2 separate regions of the Mus musculus genome follow, and region 1 is linked to region 2. Evidence: chromatin loops called from intact Hi-C (ENCODE). Cell type or tissue: heart. All regions are shown on one strand. Each heading gives the region's core, and the rest is flanking DNA. Links, peaks and the distances in the headings are about the cores only. Region 1 overlaps Atp1a4 (ATPase, Na+/K+ transporting, alpha 4 polypeptide). Region 2 holds the start of Dcaf8 (DDB1 and CUL4 associated factor 8).

Region 1 (14,931 bases), core at 4,671-12,670, 99 kb before region 2:
TGTAAGCCCCAACAAACACTTTGTTGTGTACATTGCCTTGGTCATGGTATCTCTTCACAGCAATAGAACAAAGTAACTTAAGACAGAGACAAACAATGTAAAGGAGGAAGGAGTCACTCTGACTTGGAGCTAGGAGGGTTCAGGCCAGGGTCTCTTGGCTCCACTGCTCACACTTCATCTGTGGGGAGGAAGGAAGCCACGTGATGGAACACAGCTGCTGACTTCATGGCAAATAGGGAGATGAGGGGAGAATCCCAACATACCTTTCAAGGGCACCTCCCAGCAGTCTATTTCCTCCCCTGAACTCTCCCGACAGCACCCTCACAACACCACCATCAGCTGGGCGTCAGGTAATTTGGGGAATATCTAAGAGTCAAACCATAACTTTACCATACACTTTTTTTTTTTTTGAGGCAGGGCCTGACTATGTAGATCAGGCTGTCCTGAAATTTGGTGGCCAATCATCCATTCCTCAAGGATGAGTAAAGATGACAATGATTTAGTATTGTTACTAAAAGCTTTAGACTCTTGAGAGAATATTGAAGCCCCTTAGGTCTTTTTGAAGACAGGCTAAGGGAATGGCTGATAGGTTCTGGTAGATTCTATTATCACATAATATTAAGGAAAAATCACAGAAGCGCATGCATAAGGCCAGAATAAAATCCATACATTGGTGTCTTTAGTTTGATTTTTCCCTTGTTTCCAATTTGGAAAGCCAAAGTGTGAAGGACAAGATGTTTCCAGCATCATGGATCATGGCCCCAGTTAATCTAGTATATTATAATCATCTCTATATGTTTGTTTCCCAACTTGAGCTCCCTAAAAATAAGGAACATTCTTGAATTTCATTCATTCAATTGATTGATTATTGTGAGCACCTAAGTTTATGTGTGGAGGTATGATTGTGCCACTGCATGCACACAGAGGGCAGAGAACAACTTGTGGAATTCAGTTCTCTCTACCATGTGAGTCCAAGAATTAGACTTAGGTTGTCATGCCTTGCTGCAACCACCCTTCCCTTGAGATGGTTGTCATGCCATCTCAGAGTCCCTTTGGGTGGAGACCATTCCTATTAATGATGATATTCTCAGCTCCTACCACATGACCAAGCCTCAAGATAAAATACTCAAGTTCAAAAGGTTGTAAACCAATCCACACACAAATGCACAAACAAACAAAAAAGCTCTCTATGAGTAAGCATGCTAAATGAAACCCCTTCTACAATACAAATTCTTATTGGAAAGAATCTTCAGAAGGCTCTTCCGCGGCTGCTTTGGGGTAGACCTATCCTGAGGCTATAACCAGTAGGTCCTCTCGCTGTAACTGGTTCTTTTTCACAGCTGCCTCTCCATCCTTATTTCTTCTCTACACAGGGTCTTAGCATCCTAGAAGCCCAGGATATTCTGTTTCAAAATGGACCGAATGTACTAACTCCTCCTCCAACCACTCCAGAGTGGGTCAAATTCTGTAGACAACTGTTTGGTGGCTTCTCCCTCCTACTGTGGACTGGTGCCTGTCTCTGCTTCCTGGCCTATGGCATACATGTAAATTATTACAAAGAAAACGCCAACAAAGATAATGTGAGCTTGCTCCCTCCCCCCAAACTCCCAAATTCTCCTCACCCAAATCCCCAATAGTTCAGAAGTTTCTGGGGAAGCTCTTGATCCATCTTGGTCTCCTGCAAACTCTATCTAGAAAGCTTCTAGTTTAGCTCCCTAAAAGGCGTTATTCTACCAGTCTACTCGCCAAGTGGCCATCACAGTGTTTCTGCAGTCCCTCCCTTCCCCTTTTGAAAGATTTATTTACTTATTTAACGTATATAAGTACACTGTAGCTCATCTTCAGACTCTAGCTGTCTTCAGATACATCAGGAGGAGGGCATAGATAAATGGTTATGATCCAACATGTAGTTGCTGGGAATTGAACTCAGGACCTCTAGAAGAGCAGTCAGTGCTCTTAACCTCTGAGCCATCTGTAGTCCCCCATTTCTTATTCAGAATGCCAACCTCTTCATCTCTTGCTTTCCTTGGCTCATTGTCCACCTCCTGCCGATAGAGGGAGAGGAAGATTCTCATTCTCTAGGAGTTTTCTGACCACTCAACATAATAGGTTAGGTCTTCATTACCAAGGAGCCGGGGAGCCAACCCTTCCCAGATCCTCCTGGACCCTCAGTCCCATGACTTCCTCCAGCCAGAGGAAGTTGTTCCCTTGGCAATCTGAGGATGCAGAGGGAAAAAAGGATGTGCTAATGACACTTTCTCCATCTTCAGCTGTACCTGGGGATTGTACTATCTGCCGTGGTCATCATTACCGGCTGCTTCTCATATTACCAGGAGGCCAAGAGCTCCAAGATCATGGAGTCTTTTAAGAACATGGTGCCTCAGGTACGTAGGACTTGTGTGGGAAGAGCTAGTGAGAGGAAGTGCAGATTGTGAGGAGTTATATAATCGCTCAGTCCCCGGGGGGACTGTCACACACAGTGGGTGCGCTAAGTGGGGCTGGTGATGAGGAGCCTGGAAAGTACCAGGAGAAATGGAAATCAAGCTCCGATGACAATAGCCACAGAGTGTGTCACTGAAAGTGACAAGGAAATGAAGAATGACCCTCCACAACCTAAATAAGGACATCTATTGAAAACGAAGCCGCTGGGGAGACTGACCTTAAAGGCAATGTATTTGTGATTTGTGGAAATGTTCCAGTTTTTAAAAAGCTAAAAGGATATGGCGATATTAATATTCTGGTAAAGATATGAGTCCTGGGCCTGATGCTATGTTGGGAAATAATGCCTTAAAGAGACATTTTGGGTCAAGTGCCAAAAGCTGAAATGTATGCAGTAAATGTGAGCATTGCATTAAAATCAAACCACTTGAGACAATCACTGTGCTGTCATAGAAAAGAATAACCTAGGGGCCAAGAGATGGATCCGCAAATAACAGCACTTGCTGCTTATGTTGGCTAATTTTATGTCCACTCGACACACCCTAGCATCACTTGGAAAGAAGGGATTCAGTTAAGAAATATACCAGATTGGCATGTGGACAAGCCTGTGGTATATTCCCTTGATGGATGATTGATGTGGGAGGCTCCAAATCACTGTGGACAGTGCCACCCCTCAACTGTGTAGTCCTGGGTGCTACAAGAAAGTGACTGAGCAAGCCTAGGGAGAGCAAGCCTGAAGTAGCACTCCATGGCCTCTGGATAATGAACTGTGATGTGGAATGTTTAAGTGACATAAATCCTTTCCTCCCAAAGTTGATTTTGATTGTGGTGTTTATCCAAGCAATAGAAACCCTAAGAATCTGTTCTTGCAGAGGACCTGGGTTCTGTTCTCACATCCTGATGGTGGCTTACAACCACCTGAAACTCCAGTTTCAAAGGATTCTCACCTTCCTTCTCTTCTGCCCTCGCAGGCACCGGGCATGAACATGGTGCATATCTACATACATACATATGTATATATACACACACACACACGTATATATGTGTATACATGCATATATATGTATGTATGTATGTATGTATGTATGTATGTATGTATGTATGTATGTATGTATATATATAATATTTTTAAGAGAATGAAGATTACATAATTCTTTGAAAATGCACACAGAAGTGTTTAGGATAAACTACCATGATGCATCTAACTTTGAGACAGGAAAGAATGAAGCAACTGAGGTGGACAGTTAGTGAGTGAAGGCAGGTGGAAGTTTTATAGGTGTGCTTGTCACTATTCTTATTATTGAAGCTTTTCTGAAATTTAAATTTTATTTTTTTAAATTGAATGTTTTTAAAGGTATCTGGAAATAGTATGACAGCAGATTGGAGTTCCTAAATACAGGACTAGAGGCTTTAAAACAAAAAACAAAAAAACCATCAAGTCTCCCAACTCATGCGACAATATCATCATGTTCCACCCCTGTACCCTAGGATGCTCTTCTCCTGTTAATGTCAACATGATTTAAACCTTTCTTTGAGTAAGAGTTTTGACTGGGATCTGGGAGTTTATCGGGTGGCACTGATTGCCTAATGTACCACCCAAACATGACTTTTGTCACCGTTCTGTGCCTGTGCTGCTGCTCTGGTCTAAGCTGGCTTCAGCTTGCTCTAGGGAGAAATAGAAGATAACCTTATTCACTCCTCGGTTGAAAGGATTGAGATGTTCGCAGCTCTTGCTTGTTCATGGGAACAGAGGGGTTCCCAGGAACAGCAGGGCAAACCTTAACAGGAACAATTTTTTTTAACTAATTTATTTATTTACTTTACATCCAGATCCAAAGTTTCCCATCCCTCCTCTCCTTCCGGTCTTTTCCCTCTTCCTTCCCCCATGGTCCGCTCCCCCTCCCTTTGTCTTCAGAAAAGGAGAGGCCTCCCTTGGGTATCCAACAGCCTTGGCACATCCAGTTGCAGTAAGACTAGGTGCATCTTCTCCAGTCGAGGTTAGATGAGGCAGCCACTCAAGGGGAAAGGTCCCAAAGGCAGGCAACAGAGTCAGGACAGCCCCTGCTCCCACTATTAGGAGTCCCACAGGAAGACCACAACTATAAGATACGTGTGGAAGGACGGCCTAGGCCTAGGTCAGACTCCTGCAGGCTCCCTGGTTGTCGATTCTGGCCCCTATGGGTCCAGGTTAGTTGATTCTGTGGGTTTTCTTGGGGTGTCCTTGACCTCTCTGGCCCCTATGACCCTTCCTTCCCCTCATCAGGATTCTCCAAGCTCCACCAAATGTCTGGCTGTGGGTCTCTGCATCTGTGTATCAAATAGTTTTTTAAGCCTTTATTTTTATCATTTCTACTAAAAATCTTCTGGGCCAAAAATAAAAAATAGTTTACATGGTCAATTCTACATTTAGGGACAAAGAGATAGATCCCACCTCTTAATGGAAAGGCCATCAAAGTCCCATTGCAGAGGTTGTGCAGACAGCAATAGTAGACCTAACACAGAAGGACAGAGATGGAAGTGGGGAGGGTTGGAGCGCAACCAGGAAGTGCAAGAGGCTATCTAACATTATCTTCCTACAGCAAGCTCTGGTGATTCGAGATGGAGAGAAAATGCAAATCAATGTAAGAGATGTGGTTTTGGGAGACCTAGTAGAGGTGAAGGGAGGAGACCAAATCCCTGCTGATATCAGGGTTATCTCGGCGCAAGGATGCAAGGTGAGGAGATGAGGAAAGCTATAGGAGGGAGCCTACGGCAATGTGTGGCTCTAAGGCACGGTGAAGACCTGGGCTTAGTCATAATCCAATCTTCTTATTCAGAACCTTGAGACAGTGATGAGAGTGGTTTGGGGGAAAGAAGGTGAGGTTCTAGGAGTGCAGATATTTATCTCTGCATGTTAATGACGTGATGGTTCTGACAGATAAAGTGGTGCTGCCTTCATACATGAATCTGACCTTTGTCCTATGACTGCCTTTTAACTTCTCCTTCCCATCCCAGGTAGACAATTCCTCCTTGACTGGGGAGTCAGAACCCCAGTCTCGCTGCCCTGATTGCACTCATGAGAACCCTCTGGAGACACGGAATATCATCTTCTTCTCCACTAACTGTGTAGAAGGTGAGTATTGTATATCATCTGCAGCCCAGGCTCAAAAAAAAAAGAGGTGGAAACACATGGCTTTTAAAACCTTCTGTTTTCTAAAGGTTTCGGGGTAGGAAGACAGTATCAAGGTTGGCTTCTCCATCACTCAGGTGCTTAATGACCTCTGGGGGTGGGGATGGGGGGGGGTGGTCAAAGACATCATTTCCAAATTTGTATACTGTTAATAAAAAAACTGCTACCCATCGATTGCTTTTGGACTAAATGACATTAAATGCTTAGCACAAGGTCTATTACACTGTAAGCATCCTGAAGTTGTTGACCATGGTTTGAACTGGTGGAGAAAATAGCACAGAATAGAGGGACATTATCCATCTCTGCCAGGTCACTCTTCTACCTCCTTTTACCTTCCAGAGGAAGCTACCAACACTGCAAGCTTGAATTATCAGAGCTGTCCCTCAAACTCTGCCATTCAAACACTGGCTTTGTCCCTAGGATGAAAGAAAGGCACTCCTGAGCCAGCACTCACATCCTTCTCTCCTTTGCCCTTTGCCCTTAAGGAAACCCAAACATACTCCAGAGTCTACTTGCAAATCATCATTAATGCTTAAGATCAAATGTCTTAGTGTCTGAAGATGGGTGCTTTCTATGGAATATATAAATGTATATAACTGTAGTGTCAAGCACTATAAACAGTTTTTGTTCTGACTCTCACAATGTCACACACAAAACTCTATGAAGTCCATAGAAAGTACACGCTCACCATAGTTTAGAGTATGACCCAACAGAGAAGAGGGAGACTAGAGATTCTAATGAAAGTCTGTCTCCAAAGCCCACGCTCTTGCCTCCACTTCCCACGCTGCTCTACACAGAGTGCTAACGACCTCTCTTCATTAAATCGCTTCATTTGAAAATGTCTTAATAAGAACAATAATGTTCAATATACACTAAGGGAGAACCCAACCAGAAAGAAATTATATCATTTGATGTATACACAATGTATAAAACATAAATATTGAATGTACAGAAAAATACAAATTAGCAAGACTCCTCTTTTTTAAAAAAAATGCTGTATTTTAGCTGTTATGTTTTAGGAGAAAATTTGCTCAGGTTTATCTTTCTGAAGTAGGTTTTTCATCAGCTAAGTCTAGGCTGCTGACAAGCGGGTTAGGCAAGAGTTGGTGAAGGTACTCCAGCTGAGAAACAAGGGTCTATCTGAGAGAAAGGGGGATTTAATAGGAGACAAACAAAATCCTAATGTAGCCAAGAGGGTAGAACTAGCTAGATAGGCTAAGGGATTTTGTTTTGTTTGTTGAAATATCTCAGGTCTTGCTATGTAGCTCTGGCTGTCCTGGAACTTGCTATGTAGACCAGGCTGGCCTTGAACTCACAGAGATCCCTATGCACCAGCTCCAGAGTGCTAAAGTTAAAGAAGTGTTCTACCATGCCTGCCAAGCTAAGTTTTGTACAAGTTGCTACGTAATAGCCTTTGCCTTATACCAGTTTCCCCTTTAACCTTCACCCCAGACCAATTTACAAATTAGTAACACAAATACAGCGTTATCCTGTCCCCAGCCTTCGTTACTATGGTCCTTGATAGGCAGTGGCACAAACCTCTCTCTTTGTGTTCCCATGCTTCCAGGGAACCCGATCTCTCTCTGATGACACATGCAAGGTGTACGAGGGAGGGAACAGTCTGTCCTAAGACACAGGATATTTGCCCTTATCAGTTTTCTTCCGGTTTGATGCTAACCTGCTCCATCTCCAGACACACAGGGAGCATTTATTACATTTAATCATTTCTAGCTAGATATGTGAACAGAATGGATTTAAACGACACGACACTGTAGCCATCTTATCAAAATACAAAATACCCATCTTATCAAAAATACAAAATCCTTTCAGTATCTTTCAGTCATTTTATTACTTTCATAAAGGTTTAGAGAACCTGTCAACCAGTTCAAAGGTTGTCTGCAGTGTGTTTTACATTGTGACCCTTGCCAGAGTCTCCTTCCCCATAATACTGGCCTAATCCATCCAAGAACTCTACTATTAGATTCTTTTTTAAATAGTTTTGTGTATGTGTGTATGTGTGTATGTGTGTGTGTGTGTCTGTCTGTCTGTCTGTGTCTACATATGTGTCCTACATATACTCAGGAGCCCAAGGAAATCAGAAGAGGCAATCCCTCAAACTGCAGTTAGAGACGGCTGTGAGCCACCATGTAGGTTCTCAGAACCAAGTCCAAGTTGCCTGCAAGAACAGTAAATCCTCTTAACCACTGAGCCATCTCTTCAGCTCCATGTGCCTTGGCTGTTGCTGAAGGCAATCTTAGAACTGGAGACCACCAGCTACCCCGCGCCCCTGTGCTAGTGGGATCTGCTCCTACTGAGACACATGTATGATTTTACACTGACTGTTTGATCTTTTATTCACTGGAATAAAGTTGAGTGTCTACCATACATCCAACCGTGTTCTAGGCTTTTTCAGAGATATTTGATTTCACAGTTTTGTGGGTTCTTTGTTGTTTCTCCTCTTCCTCCTCCTCCTCTTCCTCCTCCTCCTCCTCTTCTTCCCCTCCTCCTCCCCCCTCCTTTTCAGCCTCTCAAATACTGGGTTTCTAGGTGTAACTCACAGGATCTGCACTGTGCTTCATCCCATGTTTAATAAGAGGAAGCCATAGTCTTAGGAATCATGGAACTTTATCTTGGGGTGGGGGGAACTACTTGTTTAAAAAGTTGATGGTTCAGCCTTGTGCCCTTCTGCTTCTGAGATGAAAGTTCTTTCCATGGGTTTCTGTCCTTGGTCATTCTCTGACTTGAATGGTAGGAACAACAGGCTCTATGGGGCAGCAGAAAGAATGGTTTTAAACAATCTTGTTTCAAAGTTGTGGGTGAGTGTCCTGTACCATGTGTGAGTAAAGTCAACTACATAGGGCGCAGAGCTGGTGGGGGGAAAGGCCCTGGAAAGGCTCAGGGCACAGGTGTTATGGCTGGTGCCACCCAGCAGAGGTCAGACTAGCTCTAGTCAGAAAAGCAGGGAGGGGGCTCCTCAAATAGTGACACTGAGGACTGGAGAGGTCTTTGTTCTGAGGGAGCACTGTGGGGTGCTTAGCAGCCTGTGGCTTGCACCCTTCCTTTTCCTGTCTGCACAGAACCCCTAGGTCTTACTGTAGGGATTCCCCACCAGTTCCCCATAACTCACTCAGTCAAAGTTTGCCACGAACTACCTCAAAATAGCATCAGATGAGAGCTCAGTCCCATGAGACTCTTCCTACTCCAGTCTCTAGTCCAAGTAATAGGCTGTCATCCATACTTCTGACAGGGTGGCTGTGAACTGCGATTCCCAGGACTTTTTCCTTAAGGCTCTCAGAAGTCAGGGAAGCACGTGGCCTACATTTTGCACTCATTACAGATGATAGGAGACAAGTGAACAGGCAGATGGGAGACACACACAGGGCCTGGGATGTGGGCAGAGATGTGAGGTTTCTGTATCCTGAGTATGCTATCCTCCAGACATCTCCATGTGTTTGCCAGGCTGGAAGCTCTCCAAACACAGTTGTCTTGGCTTTTAATGGATGTTTTATTACATAGACGTGACTGGTTATATCATTTGCCATTGGTAATCAACTCAACCGTCAGCCTCTCTCCCCATCCTGGATGTTGGGTTGTAGAGCTGAAAGCCCACCCTGTAATCCCATAGCTGGTTCCCCTGGCAACCTCCTCATCCAGTGGCTACCCAAGAGCCCAAGAGTTGCCTCATTAAAGCAAAAGGTTCTCTTACCACCTAGGGATTCTATGGAATTTAGAAGCTCTCTGTCTGATATTCCTATCATGCCAGAAACTATAAAGTGTCAGGAACCTACCATGATAAAAAAAAGATTCTCCTAGCAAAACAACCAAAAGATTTTAGAAGTTCAATGTCAGTAACTGGGGTGGTGATACCAGCCCAGGCAATCCTTACTCTACCACAGTAAGGAGTTATAGTGTCTTTCTTCATTCACAGGAACAGCTCGGGGTATTGTGATTGCTACAGGAGACTACACAGTAATGGGCCGGATTGCTTCCCTGACATCAGGCTTGCAAATGGGCAAGACCCCGATTGCCACCGAAATCGAACACTTCATCCATTTGATCACAGCTGTCGCGGTCTTCCTCGGTGTTTCATTTTTTTGGCTCTCGATTATCTTGGGTTACACCTGGCTGGATGCTGTCATTTTCCTTATTGGTATCATTGTGGCCAATGTGCCGGAAGGGCTGCTGGCCACTGTCACTGTGAGTAAACAAGGGTGGGGAGGGGTGACCTCTGAGCAGACAAATGACCCCAGGGAAAGGAAGTGTCCCTACTAACACTTGTTGTTAAGGAACATCTGAAGTGAGGGGTATCCCTGAGATACATAGAAGCGTCAGAAGCAATTTAGTTCCCACGAGCACTGCACTGCCTTCCTCTACCTGTGCCGCTGTGACTACTCTGTCTCCTCCGTGAAAGAGGAAGCAAGATGCAACAGAGAAAGGATCATGCTCCGGTCTCAGGTGCACTGGCTGTGTCGGCCAAAGCACTTAAGATCATCAGGCCTTGTGCATTTGTTAGTTTATAGAGCAAGATTAATTTAGGATTACTGAATTCCACCATAATGGACTTCGAGGCCACTTAAAATCAACCTTTGAGCCAACACTGGATGCCCTCTATAAAAACCCATGGAAGATAACTGTGGTTTGTTTCTGAGGGTGACTGACATAGCTCCTTTGTCTCAGCCCCGTCTTGTTCTTAGCTCACTTTAGTTAAACTGAGCAGAAATATGATTCCCTGTTCCATCCTGGTTTTCCCAACCAGAATAAGCTGGTTCTTTGTGTCCTAATGGCCTAAGCCCTCCACCCCCATGACAACCATCATGACTCCTCAGATTCTCCAAGTAATCCCTTAACCATTCTTCCTATGACACGGTCTTGGCTCTCTGTCTTACTAATAACTTGTTTGGGAAACTTGTTGCTCTAGTTTTGTTTTGTTTTTTTTTTAAGATTTATTTATTTTATGTATGTGAGTACATTGTAGTTCTCCTCAGACACACCAGACAGAAGAGGGCACCAGATCCCATGATAGATGGTTGTGAGCCACCATGTGGTTGCTGGGAATTGAACTCAGGACCTCTAGAAGAGCAGTCAGTGCTCTTAACCACTGAGCCATCGCTCCAGGCAGCATATTCTGGTTTTTCTATAGTCATCTTAAAATAGAAATAAGGATAACATTTAGGGTGTGTTAGGACTAGTTTTAAAATGCTAGGAACTAAGGATATAGTGTAAATAAATTGTAATTCCATAATTGGGATTCTATACTTACCTATTCACAGCACAATAGTTTGTTAATTTTTAAAAACCACCTTAGCTTCCATTTATGATTTTAAAACAAATGTTCTGGTTTAAATGATTTCCCCGGGGGCTTTTCAGTACTGTGACATCCTTTCCCAATGTCATTACCATTCCCTTCTGCCCAAACTTTTCAGACACTATTGGCAAGATGCCCTATCCATACATAGCACTGTATACCACAGTAAAACGTGACCCAGCGATGTGGTCCTTGTAGAGAGCGGATCTGAAAGACAGGGAGTGGTCTGGGATGGAAAAGAGGCTCCTGAATGAAAGATCTAAATGCGTCCCGGGGAAGGAGCCTGTGCTCTGTGACAGACACAGGAGTGAGGCGCACACTGAAAACTCTCGCCATAGACCATTTCCTCAGCATCCCTTACAGAGATCACAGGTGGGATTTCTAAAGACCGGGTTAGAGTAAAAGGGAAATAAAAATAATCAAATTTCCAAAGCAAAACAACCTGACCGGTCTCCACCTCGATTCATTCTTTCCCCTTTCGGTGGCCTTAGGTGTGCCTGACGCTGACCGCCAAGCGCATGGCTCGCAAGAACTGCCTGGTGAAGAACCTGGAGGCCGTGGAGACGCTGGGCTCCACGTCCACCATCTGCTCAGACAAGACGGGCACCCTCACCCAGAACCGCATGACAGTGGCGCATTTGTGGTTTGATAAGACTGTGTATGAGGCCGACACCAGTGAGGAGCAAACCACGGGTAACAAGTGGCCCTGGTAGCCAAGAGCGGAGGATTTGGGGTGGGAAGTTTAGGCGATAGATGACGCCAGATAAACAGGAGAGAGCAGGATCGTGGACAGAAGCGGGAGTGTGGGGGCCATAGGAAATATCACGCCGGGCGATGGTGGCACACGCCTTTTTTTTCTTTTCGGAAAACCAAAAAGAAAGAAAGAGAGAAGAGATACCATCTCTGTGCAGTGTTTAGGTGCGAAGATGAAAGTGAATAACCCCTGCTGCGCGCCTTATGTAGCTGAGAATGAGCTTGGCCCTCCCAGTCCCCCTGACTGACCTCCCCCTCAACGTCTAACCCCTTGTTTTAAACTCCGTGTGTTTATAGCTCTTCCTCTTCTTCTTCTTCCCTAGGGAAAACGTTTCCCAAGTCCTCAGACACCTGGTTTTACCTGGCTCGAATCGCTGGCCTCTGTAACCGGGCCGACTTTAAACCCCATCAGGAGTCTGTTCCCATAGCTAAGGTATCAAGTTGAAGTGGAAAGAGGGCACCTCAGTGACTAGTATCACCTGTCTGTCCCCTTCCAGAAAAGTCTGCTTTTCAGTGGTTTTCTACACATACCCTTCCCTCCCCGTTCTGCCTCTCTGCTTGTCCGGATGGTATACCCCTGGGACTTACTGTACACTCCCATCCTTGCAGCGGGCAACAACAGGGGATGCTTCCGAGTCAGCTCTCCTCAAATTCATTGAGCAGTCTTACAACCCCGTGAGCGAAATGAGGCAGAAAAACCCCAAGGTGGCGGAGATTCCCTTTAACTCCACCAACAAGTATCAGGTACAGAACTGACAAAGGTGGCGGGAGAACGGTGGGGGCCATGGACTCGCCAGTGGGGGGAGCTATGCCTTTGCCTCCAGCTTTGGAGCAGGGCACTCGTTCAGGAGCGCTGGCATCCCAACTAACAGGAAGGCTCACCACAAGGAAAGTGACAAACGCTAAGGAGAGAGAAGTAGGTGATCAAGGGAGAGAGTCTGAGCAGAAGGCTCACCCATGTTGCCTGCAAAGAGAGCACGTCATAAAATGCTAAGATGGGCAGAGGCAGCTGAGGCAGGATACTGGGAGTCTCACACAGCTATTAGTCTAAACCAGTGTCTGCTATGAAATTCGCCAGTGTAGACAGCTTATACCCCCCTTCCCTCCATGAAGTCCCTAGGGCAGCCATCATGAGACAGTTAGGAGTCGAATGCACGTGTGTCATATTTTTCTCTTTTTGTTTGTTTTTTGTTGTTTGTTTTGTTTTGTTTTGTTTCCGAGACTGGTTTCCTTTGCGTAGCCCTGGCTGTCCTGGAACTCACTTCCAGGGTTATATTTTTCACCTTCAAAAACATTGATTCATTATCCAGGTAGGTGAGGGAGAGAGGGTGAGTGATGGTCGGGGATACAAATAAGGAAATCCAAAGAAGCTACGCATGGTGGTTCATATAACCTCCACCTATTACCTCAGCAGCTGAGAGAGGGCTGAGGCAGAAAGATTACTCTAAATTTCAGGTAAATTTGACCTATAGTATGAGAGACCCTGTCTTAAAAAGGAGGAGGAAGAAGAAAAGAGGAAGAGGAGGATGAAAAGGAGGAAGGAAGAAGAGGAAGGAGGAGAAGAAGGAATAGGAGGAAGATGAAGAGGAGGAAGAGGAGGAGCAGTAATAGTCCATGCCTAGGGATGGGGGAGGGGATGAGAATCCAAGCTAACTTCAAAGAGGATTTCAGTAGAAAGTAGAGTCCCCTTGCTGAGGCTGGAGGCAGCCTTAAGCTAGTTTGCTCAGGCAATGGTTCCTCCAACTCCTTGAATTTCCATGAAGACCAGACATTTGAGTGTAACAGGGTTACGAAATAAGACTCCTAAGTCAGTTTTGCCCTTCTGTCTTCAGGCATAAACAAAATAACAGTCTATATGGATTTTTAAAACCCAATTACTTGTACTTTCTGATGGAGCACTAAGGGCTAAGTAGATCCACACTTCCCATCGAAACTCGCCTTAGTCACTGTGATAAAAAAGAGCTCCCGGAGCTGCAAAGAAGCTGCAAACTTTATTCCTACTTTTTTTTTCCTGACACTTGGTGGCCTCACTAACCAGACAGGAATTCTGTGGCTTGGCAGAGTGTGAGTAAGGCCTTTGGATGAATTAGGCACCTCTCCCTCCATGTGGTTAAAAATAAAAGTCGAACATATTCATGACATTGTTGGAATGTCTAACAAGGAACCAAGTCCCCCACCAAATTACCATATGAGTGCTTCTGAGCTACTGAATACCATTCAAGTGGCAGAACTGGTCTCTGTGGTACACGGTGTGTGACAAGCCAGCCCCACTGGACTCAGCTCCAGCAGGCACTAGCTCTGACAGGCTTTGAGTGAACTACTATAATTAGCTTGCTCCAAGGGCAGAGACTCCAGTCTTTGAAAGGAATGTGTCTTACTTAGCCTGTTAGTCTCTTACCATCTCTGAAATAGATTGTAGTCTGAGCATTTCTGATTTCTCTTTCTCTCTCCATCTTCTTCATATCTTCTTTATATAATCTTTATTTTGTGGGAGGTGGGGTTCACTGTGTAGCCCTGTATGTCCTGGAACTCACTTTGTAGACCAGGCTAGCCTCAAACTCAGAACCCATCTGCCTTTGCTTCCTGAGTGCTGGGATTAAAGGCATGCACCACCACCACCCTGTTCTTTATGTATTTTTAACAACAACATTTTTGGGGGGACAGGTATGGTGATATATTCCTTTAATCCCAACACTCAGGAGACAGAGCCATGAGGTCCTCTGTAAGTTTGAGGCCAGCCTGGTCTATAGAATAAGTTCCAGGCCAGGCAAGGCTTCATGGTAAAACCCAAACAAACAAACACAACAACAACAACAACAAACCCCCACCTATTTCTTTTTCCTTTCTTTCTTTTCTCTTTTTCTTTTTGAGACAGTGCCTCTCTACATAGCCTGGAACTCATTAATGAAACCAGGCTGGCCTTGAACTCACGGAGATCCACTTGTTTCTGCCTCCTGAGTGCTAGAATTAAAAACATGTACCACCAGGCCCAGCCAAAACCCCCTTTTTTGGGGGGGGTATGTCATGCATTCCACGCAGCTGTCAGGGGACAATCTGTGAGACCAGTCAACTCCTTCTACTGTCAGTCCAGAGACCAACTTCAGGTGTTCAGGTTTGGCCTCAAGCACCTTTATTTGCTGAGCCATCTTGTAAGCCCCCATCTGTAATCTTTTTTATTTTTTAGATTTATTTATTTATTTTATGCGTACGAGTACACTGTGGCTGTCTTCAGACACACCAGAAGAGAGTGTGGTTGCTAGGAACC
Region 2 (14,931 bases), core at 2,232-10,231:
ATCTTTAAAAAAAAAAAAAAGACTTCTAATGATTCATGTTTCCTCTTCCACCATTTCAAAGAAACACAAAGACAATGTATTCTATGAAAAGATCTTAAGAGTGAAATTAGGCCAGACGCTGGTGGAAACGACCAGCACTTGAGAGGCAGAGCCAGGCGGATCTCTGGGTTCGAGGCCAATATAAGTCAACAAAGTGAGTTCCAGGACAGCCAGGGCTATACAGAAGAAACCCTGTCTTGAATTCCTCCCCTCCTCCGAAAAAGAGAGTGAAAAGCTATTCTCATGGAATTACCTAGGGAGCCATTTTGAGGGGGGACATGGGGGGGGGGATGCTGAGACAAGGCCTTATTATGTAGCATATACTGACCTCAACTTCCTGTCTGCCTTGGCCTCCAGAGTGCGGATTTAGGAGAACAGGTGTGTGCCACTGTGCCCAGCTAAGTGACTCACTCTTATTCAAGGAGCCAGCCTTTCTCTTCCCCATCAAAGATCATAAAACACTAGGACTCAGTTAACTCAGTCAAGTCTGTACTGGTGGCTCACGCCAGTAACTGCAGCACTTAGAAGGTTCGAAGTTCAAGATTACTCTCAAGTAGTTTGAGACAAGACTGGGCTCCCCTGGCTGGTATGCTTGAGTAAGGCCTATGCTGTTTCTTCCCAGGAAAACATTTGTTGCACAACACACATGAACATAGCAAAAAGTATTTTCTTATTTTCTAGAGACAGGGTTTCTCCATTTAACACTAGCTGTCCTGGCTCACTCTGTAGACCAAGATGGCCTCAAACTCAAGAGATCTGCATGCCCCTGACTCCCAAGTACTGGAAATAAAGAGGAATGCCACCACTGCCCGGCTACAAATCTTTAAAAAAAAATTATACCAATGTAAGTTTTCTCTCTGAGAATACTTTATTGCACATCTTGGAAACTATAGCATAAGATTCTTGTTCTTTTCTTTGGGGGAGAGAGAATTGAGGGACGATGGCCTTTAACTCAAAATTCTCTTGCCTTGGGCTTCTGAGTATCTGGTATCACAGGCATATACCTACCTTCCCCTTACTGGGAACTTTTGTCTTTTCACTTAAAGGAGGCCTTTACAGCTGCTCTTGTAGCCGGAGTTGCTGGCATCACTATCCTTGCACTGAGTGCCATCTACTTATCATGCACACTAATGTGAGTAGCACAGGTGCCCTGACAATGGGGAAAGTGACTAAGAGATGGTTAGTGATGACAGCTTAGACACAGCACCCAAAAAGATGGTCCAGGTCCCAGAAAGGCTGGGGTAAATCCCATCTTTCAGCTCAGAAAAGCACACAATTTAAAGCTTACGGATTGCTTAATTCTGTACTTTACCAATTAATATCTTCATTCCATGGTTGACAAGAAAAAAAATCCAAATTCCAAATAACAGAAGCCTACTGTACGAACGGTTAGAAGACCTGCAAGCTACGGATCTGATTCACTCGGGTACCTGAGTTCTAAATGGGGGAGTTGAGTAACAGATTATCTCTGCTTGCTGATAATCTACTTAAAGAAAAAAAGAAAAAAAGAAAGATTCAATCTCAAAGACTGAAAAGCCAACTCCATAAATAAACAAATTTAAACACCCTTCTAATGCCAATGTTATATAATAAAAGCTTCAGTTTGGATCCCTTTTCAGATAGGGTCTCTCTTCATAGCTCTGACTATCCATACAACTCTCCTGCCTCAGCCTCCAGACTGCTGGGATTAAAGGTGTATGTCACAACACCCAGTACCTGGGACCCTTGTGGCTTTGTCATAATCTAGCTATTTCCTGGACATGGTGAGAATAACTTTTATACAGCAAAACCAGTACAGTAGGAAGTCTTCTGAAAGCATGGTTTAGCTAGTCACTTGATTTTAAAGACCAGGAACGTAGCCAGGTGTAGTCATCCGTGCCTATAATCCTAGCACTCAAGAGACTGAATCAGAATACGCAGGGTGAGGTCTCCAGTCTGAGTTACACAGTGAGCTCAGGATGAGGCTGAGTTAGTGTGAGACCCTGTCTCACGTAAATAAAACCAGGATGGCATACATGCTTATGATGATATGAGGAAGGTAGAGACAGGAAGAGCAGAAGTTCAAGGCCATCCTCAGTTATATATTGAACTTGAGATCAATTTGGGCTACATGGGACTCTTAAAGAGAGAGAAAAAAAAACAATAAAAACTCCTTGTTCTTTGGCAATAATTATAACTCTGAAATAGCCTTAGAGAGACAAGAATTTTACAGTTGTAATACACAGACTAAGAATGGTTCAATGCAGCCGGGCATGGTGGTGCACGCCTTTAATCCCAGCACTCGGAAGGCAGAGGCAGGTGGATTTCTGAGTTCGAGGCCAGCCTGGTCTACAGAGTGAGTTCCAGGACAGCCAAGGCTACACAGAGAAACCCTGTCTCAGAAAAAAAAAAAAAAAAAAAAGGTTCAATGCATATAAAGATGCCACCTGAAATCTTTCCTGAAAGTCTGGGGATTGAATGGTGGGCTGTCCTTATCCAGTACACAAGGCAGTAAGGAATAGTTAAGTTATTCTTCCAACATATTTCCTTTTCTCCTCCACCCTCTTCATGAAACACAAAAAGCAGATCTCATAAAATACAGCGCCTAGTTCACGAGCACTGCCGAGAGTCTTGACATTACAACAGAGAATCTGTCCCCTGGATGACAGGGACAAAAGCTAATCAGCCCTCCCCTCACTGATGTGAATGACACTGCCTTTACACTGTCCTGTCATCAAAACTTCAACTCTTATGAGCCCTCAACTCTTCCAAAACAGATATAAAAGAAAAACAAAACAAAAAGATTTAAAACTCTTTACCTGAACTGTCTTAAGATGGTGTAACCATGAGAAGAAGAGATGAGTGTTTATTCCTAGCCCTGATTCATGTTAAAAAACAAGAGCATTTCCTTCTCACTTTTTGTTTTGTTTTGTTTGTTTTTCGAGACAGGGTTTCTCTGTGTAGCCCTGGCTATCCTGGAACTCTCTGAAATACCAGACCAGGCTGGCCTCGATTCAGAAATCCTCCTGCCTCTGCCCACTAAGTGCTGGGATTAAAGGCGTGCTCCACCACTGCCCAGCCCTTGTCACATTCTTAATAATCTGTTGGTGAGGCTCACCTCTGAGCTCATAATCTTGGGAAAAAAAATGTGTCTCTCTTGGTAGCACAAGTTAAGCATTCAGTGGCTAGCTGCAGCACCAGTGGCCATTACAGCAGAAGGGAAAGGAAAGAGACCATACTCTGTAAGGTATGCTAACAGGCCAAGAGGAAGAAACCAACCAACAAAGAAATAATTGACATTTAGTTTAAGAATACATTTAGAGATGGGCAGTGGTGGTGCACGCCTTTAATCCCAGCACTTGGGAGGCAGAGCAGATGGATTTTTCGAGGCCAGCCTGGTTTACAGAGTGAGTTCCAGGACAGCCAGGCTACACAGAGAAACCCTGTCTCAGGGAAGGAAAACAACAACAACAACAAAAGCATTTAGAAATACACATATGTAAACATTTCCTATTCTGACGCTCAGAAATCAGGTTTAGAAGGCATCCTACAAGACATTCACAAAACAAACAAATAATATGAACAATAAAACTGAATTTGAGGGGACAGCAATTAAAGTGCTTACTGCTCTCGAAGAGGCTCTGAGTTTAGTTTCTGGAAGCCACACAACAGTTCACAACTATTAACTCCAGCCCCAAAGGATCTGGTCCCTTCTTCTGTCCTAGCCTCCACAGGCACTACCCTCACATACATCCATCCCCACACAGACACAGGCACATAAATCTTAAACATGAATCTGAGGGGCAGAGGCTGTGGCCCAGCAGCAGAGAGCTTGCTTAGTTTACCTGAAAACCCCAAGTTTTGTTTCTTTGTTTGAGACAGGTCTCACTATGTAGCTCTGGCTGTCCTGGAACTCACTTTGTAGACAATGCTGGCCTCAAAATCAGAGATCCACCTGCATCTGTTTCCAAGTGCTGGGATCAAAGGCATGGACTAATGGACTACCACCATCAGCCTTGGCCCCAGTTCTTTTGTTGTTGTTGTTGTTTTTGTTTTGTTTTTCAAGACAGGGTTTCTTTGTGTAGCCCTGGCTGTACTGGAATTCACTTTGTAGACCAGGCTGGCCTTGAACTCAGAAATCCGCCTGTCTCTGCCTCCCGAGTGCTGGGAATAAAGGCGTGCGCCACCACAGCCGGCTCTTAGGCCCTAGTTCTTAAAAGAAAACAAACAAAATAGAAAGATGGGTACAAAGCAAACACCTGTTATGTATTACCTATGATTGGTGCCTCACACCAGTACACCAGTACTTAGGAGGCTAGGTGAGACAAGTTTGCAAGACCAGCCTGGTGTGCATTATAAATTTCAGGTCAGCCTGGGATAAAGTGAGTTCCTGTCTCAAAAGTCAAATAAACAAGCTGAAGAAATGGTTCACTGGGGCTGGAGGTGACTCAGCGGTGAAGAGCACTGGCTGCTTGCTCTTCCAGAGGTCCTGAGTTCAATTCCCAGCAACCACATGGTGGCTCACGACCATCTGTAATGGGATCCAGTGCCCTCTTCTGGTGTGTGAAGACAGCTACAGTGTACCCATATAAATGAAATAAATCTTTGAAAAAAGAAAGAAAGAAAGAAAGAAAGAAAGAAAGAAAGAAAGAAAGAAAGAAAGAAAGAAAGAAAGAAATGGTTCACTGTTTTAGAGTACTGGCTGTTCTTGCAGAGGACCCAGATTCAGTTCACAGCACCCACATGGCAGCTCACAGCTACCTATACCTTCAGTTCCAGGGATCTGAGACCCTCTTCTGATCGTCTCCAGCATGAGTCATGCAAGCGTTGCACAGACAGCCATGCAGGTAAAACACCCAGACATAAAACCAAATTAAAATGTAAAAGCTTACTCTTACATCTTACATACATGCATCCGCATTCAAAGTTTTTATGTTACTTCATAATGAACATTTTCTAGTTTTGAGCACCACGGGGAACAAAACTTAGCATAGCCACTCTCAAACTTTTCCCAGTACAAATCCCAAAGGTACTAGGATTGGTCAAACCTACCTTAAAGAGTCAGGGGGCTTCTCTACTAAGTCTTGCCAGTCTCAAGCACAGTCCTACCCTCTGCTACGAGCAATCTACAAGCCTTGTAGGAACCATACTGACAACTGTGTTCCGGCTCCCTCTCCTTGTTGCTGAAAGCACATGATTCTTCTACTGACCAATAATCTGCAAGTTAGCTACAAAAGGAACTGCTTTTAAGAAAGAAAGAAAAGAAAAGAAAAGAAAAGAAAAGAAAAGAAAAGAAAAGAAAAGGAAGGAAGGGAGAGAGAGAGAGAGAAAGGAAGAAAGAAAGAAAAGAAATCCCACTACCTTTTGAAAAGTTGTGCCTCTGAGGCTAACTGGACTTAGATACCAACTAAATGGAGGCTCACTCTTCGATCCTAGCTTTTAGTCAGGAGTGGTTAATTACTCTCCAGATGGCATGGATGATAAGTTCTGGGTTTGGGAGAACAGATCTGACTTGACAAAAGGCTAAACAGAATTCAGGCAACCCAGTTCTCTATGTTTTAACAGTCTAAGACAAGATCCACGGGAAGACAAAACACAATGCAAATAAATAACGGGGGAATAGAAAACGAGGTGCAGACTGCTCACTCGACGCTTAAGCCATTTGAAGACACACAACAACAGTGTCGGGCAGCAGGTCAAAATACAGCCAATTAAATTTGTAAGAAATTTAACCAAAATTGTAACAAAGCTGCTAACAATATCCAAACTTGCGGAAACAGGGGTAACAATTGTTGAGTTTAGCGGTCTGCACTTTCGCATGAGGAAAGGGTCTTGAATTGAGGAATTAAACGCCTTCAATGCCACTCACCTTCCTGCTTTTATCGCCGACCGAAGTCAGGCCCAAGATCCTGAGAAAACTGGTCTGGAGGTTCGCTGAAGAACTGAGAAAAGTGAAAGTTTACATGGCAAAGGCGTCTCTTCTGAAAGTAGCCAAAATATTTATGACCACACTTTAATGTTTTTTTTTTTAAAGTCTCCTCACAACTATTTAAAACCAAAACAACTTACCTAACTCAATTCTGACTACTGAACAAAACCCATGCCCGTAATGGAAACACAAAGGATTAACACAAGATTTAAACGCCAGGCAAAGTTATCTCCCAGCTCCACCAAGGCTAAAGAGTCACTTATGAGGAAAACCTGTATCTTTTCAACTCTTAAACCAAACCACCCGTCTCAAGCAAACTCCGGAGCAGGGGGGGGGAGGGGAGAATCCGCGGGAGAATGTGATCGCTCTAGTGCGGGTTTGTTTACAGACTACACCAACAATCATGAGTCAGAAATTCAAGCCGCCAGATGCTTTCCAACTAATAAGGACCAAGCGGGACCGTTCTAAGGTGTCCTAAAAGATTTCGGGACACGGGGAGGGGAAGTACATTAAGAGAACTAGATCACAAAGCATTCAAGAACAGACTGCCAGTTTCTTGGACCTCGGCCTTCCGTACGAGGTGCTGGGCCTGAGATCTTGGGATGGGGGAAGGGGGCACACTGCGCGGTGGCCCTGAAGTGACTAGGAGACGCCAACAGAGCCGGGTCCCCAAATTATAAAGGGAGAAATGAGAGTTTACGAATGGGTCACCGGACGAACGAGAAGCCCCTGTGAGTCATGGGGTTGGCCCTAGGGGGCAACCCCGTGGACCGACCCGGGCAGAGGACGAGTCCTCCCAGCACCGACTCGGAGGAGGGGAGTAAGACTTAAAGTCCGGGAGTTTTAGGAAAGGGATCGGGCCTGTCCTGCGGGGAAGCGGTCAGGGAGAGGGGGGAACAGGCCGAGCCGGACGAAACACGGACCCGGTAGGTCAAGGGGAGGGCGTCCGGCTGGGGCAGTTACAAGCACGGGAGCTGGCGAGGCCCGGCAGCCCGCTTCCCATCTAGGGTCATCCTTCTGCCAGCGGATGCTCCGACTGTTCCAGGCCCAGCCGCCCCGTCCACTGCCGCCACCAACGCCGCCGCCATCTTACACTGGCCAGCGGCAGCCACCACCACCGTCTCGGGTCTCCGCGCCTGCGCCTGCGCCGTCACGCTTTCCGGCGGGGTTTGCGACGCTGTGCTGGAGGAGACTGAGCGAGAGCGGTCCCGCGAGCTCTGGGCTCCCAACCCTCCCGGTGGCCGCACAAGGGGCGGAGCCTCGGGCCAACCGAAGCCGCGAGGGGCGCGTGCGCGGGGCGGAGGAGTCAAGTTGTTTTCGTACTTTGAGAGTGATGGCTTGTCTCCTGGTATTCAAAACACATGCGATCTAGGGGCTCCTTGGAGTTGTGCCGGAAAATGAACCTCATTCCAAAGGCTCTGGCAGGCAAACTTCTAGGTGTCCTCCAGGCCTGAGGTTCTAATTCTTGCCATATTTTTTTGTTTGTTTGTTTCCTTGTTTAAAGAAAAACCCCTTTCTCCTTTCAGGCTCAAAGCTGCATTTCCTTCAATGGCTTCTTAAGAGGCCTTCTGCCAGCACCCATTTGTCCATTTGTTTAAAAGAGTCACTAAGGTTTGGGGATGTTGGAATGCTTCCTAAGGGTCTAAAAGTTTTAAAAGTTTGATCCCCACACCTGGGGGTGGGAGTGACACGGCTTAGAAACAGGATTTATTTATTCATTTGAAACAGGATCTTTCTACCCGGGCTGTCCTGGAACTGTAGATCTCACAGAGATCACCCACCTGCCTCTGCCTCTCAGGCGCTGGGATTAGGATTAAAGGCGCTCAACGCTGCAGAGTTTAATTTTTTAAATGAGCATACAAACTAACAGGTTACAAACTAGCACTCAGGAGGCTGAGACAGGATATACACAAGTTGGAGGTCAACCTAGAACAACGGATAGTAAGTTCGGGGCTAGAATAAGTCCTTCCCCGATCCCCAACACACACACACACACACACACACACACGCAATAGGTTTCCATGTGGCATTTTCATATGTATGTGTCATGCCTGTTTCTTCATGGCCCCCTTCCCACTCATTTTCCCCTTCTTGGTTACCTTCCTCCAATAACTACCACTAAGTTTTGTGACTAGTGTATACTCCATTCTCTTTTCTTAGCTTTCCTTCAACTCTCTTTATATCTCTTCCTTGCCTCTCAGTCTCCTGTCTACTTTGTTGTTAAATATGAATACGTGTGTGTAATTAATAGACATATGTATACATGAACTTAAATCCAGATTCTGCATATGGGAGAGGACATGCCATATTTGTCTTTCTGAGTCTAACTTATGTTGTTTATAATCTGCAAATACTATTTCATTCTTCATAGTTGATGGATCCTATTGTGTATATATTCTATATTTTCTTTAATTCATTCATCTGTTGATAAATATCTAGGTTTATTCATAATTTAGCTGTTGTGAAAATACAGCTAAAACATGGATACGCCACATAACTCTGCAGGTTGCTGGTTTTAGGTAACCTCTGTACACTACTTTCTGCTGACACCTAAAGGAAACCTAACCAGGATTCTAGGATTCCAGATTACTCCTAGCTAGCAGGCTGGAGCATTCTTATTTGTAGCAGAAAAATCTAGTAGGATCATTATATCCAGGGTAGGCAGTAGAATAAAATAATTGTTTTTCACTGTTTAGGGTAGACATCAGAATGAAGAGTTTTTTTTCCTGGAAGTAATGTTTTTGTTTTGTTTTGTTTGTTTTTCCAGACAGGGTTTCCTTGCCCTGGCTGTCCTGGAACTCACTTTGTAGACCAGACTGGCCTTGAACTCAAAAATCTGCCTGCCTCTGCTTCCCAAGTGCCAAGACTAAAGGCGTGCGCCACCACTTCCCGGCTTTTTTGGAAGTAATTTGACCTTGAAAAAGATCCTTATAGAAAACCGAGGTGCTTTCTCTCATCTATGGGGTTGTTCTTCTGAAGGAGCTTTACAGTCTTTCAGTGACTTCTGGGTCACAAGATGGTCCTGGCACACCTGCAATACCTTGCATTATCGAGGATTGCAAACAGTACACAGTAAGGACTAGAGTTGTAGGGTGGTTTTCTTCAGGAAACATAGAGCTTTTTAGGGTCTTTAGTATAAAGGAATTTATTCCCCCCTGCCCCGGAAAAAAAAAAGAACAACTTGTGTAACAATCAGTAAACATACTTTTGGGCAGATGTTCAGTACTCAGTCCACAGAGGCTGACTCTTCCTGATGCCTGCAAGGCCAAGTTTCATCCTGCGCTGTTTCCTTTGGTGTGACTCAGAACACCAAGGTTGTTGAAGATGTTTTAGGTGGGTCTCCTGCATCCCAGGCTGTATCCCGCCTCTACCTCCAGAGCCGGGATTACAGGGAAGCATCGCCATTGCTGGTTTATGCAGTGCTGGAGGTGGAGCCACGGGGCTTTTGGGCATGTTGAACAAGTACCCTAACAACCAAACTACGTCTTCGGCCTCTCTTTCTTTTAACCAGAAGGTTAAGGTACTAAGTACAGACTCCTCAACTCTACCCCATACCAATACCATTCCCCTCCTCCCAGGTGTTTTGAGACAGGAACGAGAGTAGCTCAGAATAGCTTCAAATTCACTTCTGAAACTGCTGCCTCCATCTCCCGAGGGTCGGGCATGTGCCACTATGTCTGATTTTATTCGTTGTTGGGAATCAAACTGAGGCCTTCGTGGATACTAGGCAAGCACTCTATAAACTGAGCTCCATTGCCAGATACATTCTATCCCAAGCTGTCTCTTGTTGACTACTTGCTGAAGTAGACATGTGGTAATTAATACTGTTAACTCGACAAGATCTATAATTAGTTAGCAGGCAAGCCTCTAGGCATGCCTGTGAGGGATTACCTAGATTAGGCTAATTGAGGTGGGAAGACCCACCTAATTGTGGGTGACATCATTCCATAAGCTGAGGGGCTTGGCTGAATATACAGAAAGTAAATCGAGTACCAGCATTTATTACTGTTTCTGAACACAATGTGTCCAGCAAGCCTCCAGCTGCCGCGCTCTCCCCATCATGATGAATGATGTCCCCTCAAACTCTAAGCTGAAATCAGTGCTTCACTCACATAATTTGTCCAGCCATTTGGAGAGTAACTACTCCAGCTAGTTTGTCTATCTCCATTAGTGCCCTCATACGAGCAAACGTCAGGCAGCTGAGTGACTTTTAAGATGTAAGTCAGGTCATAGTCCCCTACCCAAAACATCCATTACTTTCTCATCACATAACGAAAGTCAAAATTATCTAGACTGGGCCGAGCATACGTCCCCGGCCTGAGGAGGTGGTGGCGAGCCCACCGCCGTTTGCTGCGACCTCATGGAAGGTGGCGGAGGAAGTAGCAACAAATCCACCAGCGGGTTAGCTGGCTTCTTCGGAGCCGGAGGAGCGGGTTACTCGAACGCTGATTTGGCCGGCGTCCCGCTGACTGGTATGAACCCCCTGTCTCCTTATTTAAATGTGGATCCACGCTATCTCGTTCAGGATACTGATGAATTTATTTTGCCAACTGGAGCTAATAAAACCCGAGGCAGATTTGAACTAGCTTTCTTTACCATTGGAGGATGTTGCATGACAGGGGCCGCATTCGGGGCAATGAACGGTCTTCGTTTAGGATTGAAGGAAACCCAGAGCATGGCCTGGTCCAAACCAAGAAATGTACAGATTTTGAATATGGTGACTAGGCAAGGAGCACTTTGGGCTAATACTCTAGGCTCCCTGGCTTTGCTCTATAGTGCTTTTGGTGTTATCATTGAGAAAACACGGGGTGCAGAAGATGACCTCAACACAGTAGCAGCTGGAACCATGACCGGGATGTTGTATAAATGTACAGGTGGTCTTCGAGGAATAGCACGCGGTGGCCTGGCAGGACTGACACTCACCAGTCTCTATGCACTGTATAACAACTGGGAGCACATGAAAGGTTCCCTGCTCCAACAGTCACTCTGAAGATTTTTGGCACCTCAGGAATGGGGGACACTTCATAGTCATCCAGATCAATTAATAAGCCAGTCTGGAGTTGCTTTCTGTCTTGTACCTACAGTTACTTTGAACAATTGGAGACTCTGATTTGCTGTGACAAAGATCATGGATGGTTAGCCTGGACTGCACTGCTTGCCCTCAGTGAGTGGAAGCCAACCCCTTGGTGGCTCACTGAGTATGTGTTCTCTTCTCCTTTGGAGATGATCTTGCACCCCAAACTGGAAAACCACTTACTCTCCAAATTCAGGCCATACTTTTTATTACCATGTTAATTCATTTAAAAAATCTAAAACTTAAATGTTGCCCTGTTTTCCAAATAAAGGGTGAAAACAGAAAAAAAAAAATTATCTAGACTGATGGCTCAGCAGTTAAGAGCACTAACTGCTCTTCAAGAGGCTTCTGTTTCAAGTCCCAACACCCAACATACTAGCTAACACACTCCAGTTCCAGGAGATCTGATGCCCTCTTCTGGCTTTGTAGGTATTGCACACAAATGGCACACAGACATATATGGAGGGAGGCAAAACACCACGCATTAAATCTTTTTTTTTTTAAAACCAAAATTAGCTCCCAAGGTTCTACATTATCTGGTTCCTATCTTATTTCTGATTTTATCTCTTCCCATGCTGCCTGGAGCTGCTCTAGCCTCATTACCTTTCTTGCTATCAGGAGTACCATATTATGTTCCAGCTCAGTGTTTTACCTTGCAATGTTCAGCTATGTTTATTACACTGCATCTCTCCTAAGTCAGGTCTCTATACAAATGGCACTTTGGTATAACACATAGTTATCTACGGATACCAACTCTGCTTTTATTTCTTTATTTCTTTATTTATGAGGCGGGGTCTCACTGTGTAGTTCCACCTGGCCTTGGAGTCTCAGAGACCCATCTGCCTGCCTCTGCCTCCAGCACACTGTGAGTAACAGCATGTGCCACCACACCTGGTTCTGCTTTCATTTTCACAAGAAGAGGTCTCACAGGCTGAGTGTGGTGGCCCACACCTGTAATTCCAGCCCTTGAGAGTTGGAGGCAAGAGGATCGGTAGTTCAAGTGAGCTATACAGGACCCTGTCTCAAAAAACAAACAGGAAGAGAGGCAGGGAGGGGACAGGCCTCCAAGTGTTGGGCTCAAGTGACCCTCCAGCTTTAGCCACAATATTGGCGTACAGATGCACATGACTGCACTCAGTCTGTATCATTTTTCAAAAGATGTTTTACTGTATAGCACTTAATCTATAATTATATATTTAATTTAATTTCATATGTATGGGCAGTTTGCCAGAGTGGCCATCAGATCCCCCAAAACTGGAGTTACAATCATGAACTGCCATGTGTGTGCTGGGTCCTCTGGAAGAGTAGACAATGCACTTAACCACTAAGCCATCTATCTATCTAGGCTTCCATTATATATTTTAAATCTAACTATATTATTAGAGTGTAAATTATTGAAGGCAGGAACTATCCCTTTTTCATCTTTGTAATGTAATCTTCACCTAGAAGGCTAATGAGCAAAGTAGTTAAAGTCCTGTCTTCCAACTTCATTCTTTCAGTCAATCAGCAACTATTTATTGTACCGTACAGGAGAGGCCTTGATCTTGGAACTACAGCATCGAGTGAATAAAACAAACTGAGATTCTTTTGTTTACAGAGCTTTTTAGTGCATGGTTGGGAGCACAGGGAGAGAGATACTCAGAAATTATCATAGGGGCTGGAGAGATGGCTCAGCAGTTAAGAGCACTGACTCTTCCAAAGGTCCTAAGTTCAACTCCCAGCAACCACATTGTGGCTTACAACCATCTATAATGGGATCTTATGCCCTTCTCTGGTGTGTCTGAAGACAGCTACATGTATGAGTACATGTGTGTACTCGTATACATAATTCTTTTAAAAAAAAGAAAATAGTCAGTGGTGGTACTTGGGAGGCAGAGGCAGGCGGATTTCTGAGTTTGAGGCCAGCCTGGTCTACAGAGTGAGTTCCAGGACAGCCAGGGCTACACAGAGAAACCCTGCCCTGGGGGGTGGGTGGGGGAGCAAAGAAAAAAAAAGAAAATAATATAAAGCCATGAAAACTGTTGTGAAGGGAATAATGTTAAAATAGATTCCCAGAGTTTCCTATTACAGGGTGAATGTGGTCTTTTCCCACAGGGGTTTGGAGAGCCCCCTTTGCTGAGGTGTCCTCTGAATAAGGACTTCAGGTGAGAATGTGAGTCGCACTCAGCTGGGAAAAGGTGTTCCAGCCAGAGGGATCAGCAAAGACCCCAAGGGTCCAGTGTGCTTCAGAGGAAGCCAGGTGGTTCAGATCGATTACAAATTTATGGACCAAGAACAGAATTGATTTTCTTCTAGGTGTGTGCTAGGGAGTCATAAAAGATCTTGAATAAAAATGGCACGATTTGATTTATAACTGAAGAAGTTCACTATAGCTGATTTCTTTAACTGCCCTCAGGGAGGTAAAACAGAAGCAGACAGACTGGTTAGGAAGGTATTGAATAAAAGACCTGCAGAACTTGTATTGCAGGGCAAGGTACAGAGGTGGCTGCACTGAGGGCTTTCAGGTCGCATGGAGGTGAGCTTGCTAACAGACTGAACACAGAGTGCAATACATGGAGAAAGCAAGGATGTGTTGGGTTGTCTTAATTAAATACGCAGTCAGTCCTTCTACTGAGGTACAGTGGGAAAAAAGGCACAGGGTTTGTGAAGGAAACAGGTCTGTTTGTCAAATCCCAAAGCGCAGAGTTGTTGTTGTTGGTTTTTTGAGACAGGGTTTCTCTGTATAGCCCTGGCTGTCCTGGAACTCACTTTGTAGACCAGGCTGGCCTCTGCCTCCCGAGTGCTGGGACTAAAGGCTTGCGCCACCATAACCGGCAAAGCACAGAGTTTTATGCTACAGAAATAAACAATCATTTCTTATTGGCGAAGACATGTTGGTTGTAATGGTTCCTACTTTGGTTAATGTGTTTGAGCCTTCAGCGATTTAAAATTCACAGCCCAAAACCACAATTTCTTTTGCATCAACCTAATAAAATAGACCACACTTGTATCAACTGAACCTAATAACTTGGCTGGTGTGACAATAGCAAGCTGGTTACAGTTAGTCACCTAATTTGTCTTTTTTTTTGTTTTTGGAAGGAAAGCCTTATTTTGCTTAGGACTTCAGAGGATTTGGCCCACTGGTTGCATGGCTCCTTGCGCTTGGACAGAGCAGTACAGCAGGAGGTGGGTGGGGTGGAGGATGTTCTTGGCTAACAAGAAGCAGAAAATGGGATAATACAGGGAGAAAGAAGCCAAGTAGATATATACATGTAAGGATAGGTAGTGACCTACTACTTCCTCCAGCTAAGCCCCATTCCCTCCAACCTTTTGTCATCTCCTAATACCTTCATATTATGAATATATTAAGTGAAAACTCCATTGATTACATCAGATCCTCAGGATCTGTTTCTGGGAAGCCATGGTATTTCACTAACCCCTAAGGTGTTATTTTTTTTATGTATCTTAATCATGTTTTCCCTTTTCAACTCCTCCCAGATCCTCCCCACTTGCCTACCCACCCACCTTTATATCCCCCATCACTAAAACAAACAAAAAGAGCAAGAAACAAAAAACTCACAAACCCCACAAAAATTAAAATCAAAACAATCTAAAGAAGCCAAAACAAAGTCCACAAAAATACCATTGAGATAATTTTGTACTGGCCAACTGTCCCTGGGCTTGGGTCTGTGTAGTGACGATTTGGAATCTTGATTTCTTTAAAAATAAAGGTATTTTAAGAATGTGTTTTAATTTTAATTCAATTTTAATGTGTGGAGATGTGGGGCTGCTTTGGACTGACTGCAGCAGCTGAGTATGATTTGCCTCATGCTCTAGCAGAGGCATGGTTCTGCCAGCTGCAGATAGTTTCTGGGACTGTGTGACATTTGGAATTTTGGCTACTATTCAGAGGGTGCATAAATGCTAAAGC

The links. Hi-C counts contacts between places; a loop is a spot of excess contacts. Peaks named below come from ENCODE experiments on the same cell type or tissue, not always from the same donor. Only the 100,000 strongest peaks of a DNase experiment are listed, where the experiment ranks them.
Region 1: it touches region 2 in a loop (2.2-fold over the local background); 6 of 42 quality-filtered maps call a loop at or near these places.

The regions. Positions count from the first base shown.
Region 1 is chr1:172,241,506-172,256,436 of GRCm38, reverse strand. It overlaps Atp1a4 (ATPase, Na+/K+ transporting, alpha 4 polypeptide), which reads left to right. Exons shown (of 23, transcript NM_013734.1): 4 at 1,374-1,580; 5 at 2,271-2,384; 6 at 5,019-5,153; 7 at 5,434-5,551; 8 at 9,537-9,805; 9 at 11,405-11,606; 10 at 11,990-12,099; 11 at 12,276-12,410. Among named protein-coding and RNA genes, the nearest start is that of Atp1a4, 9.5 kb to the left of the region's middle. In heart, for the core only: CTCF peaks have their summits at 8,540 (motif pointing right) and 12,454 (motif pointing right); no DNase peak of the experiment used is centred there; H3K4me3 peaks cover 1,260 bases; H3K27ac peaks cover 1,180 bases; H3K27me3 peaks cover 994 bases.
Region 2 is chr1:172,140,278-172,155,208 of GRCm38, reverse strand. It overlaps Dcaf8 (DDB1 and CUL4 associated factor 8), which reads right to left and starts at 7,194. Exons shown (of 14, transcript NM_001357204.1): 1 at 6,871-7,194; 2 at 5,888-5,960. It also overlaps the pseudogene Gm10171. In heart, for the core only: no CTCF peak of the experiment used is centred there; a DNase peak (open chromatin) is centred at 7,128; H3K4me3 peaks cover 3,065 bases; H3K27ac peaks cover 3,423 bases.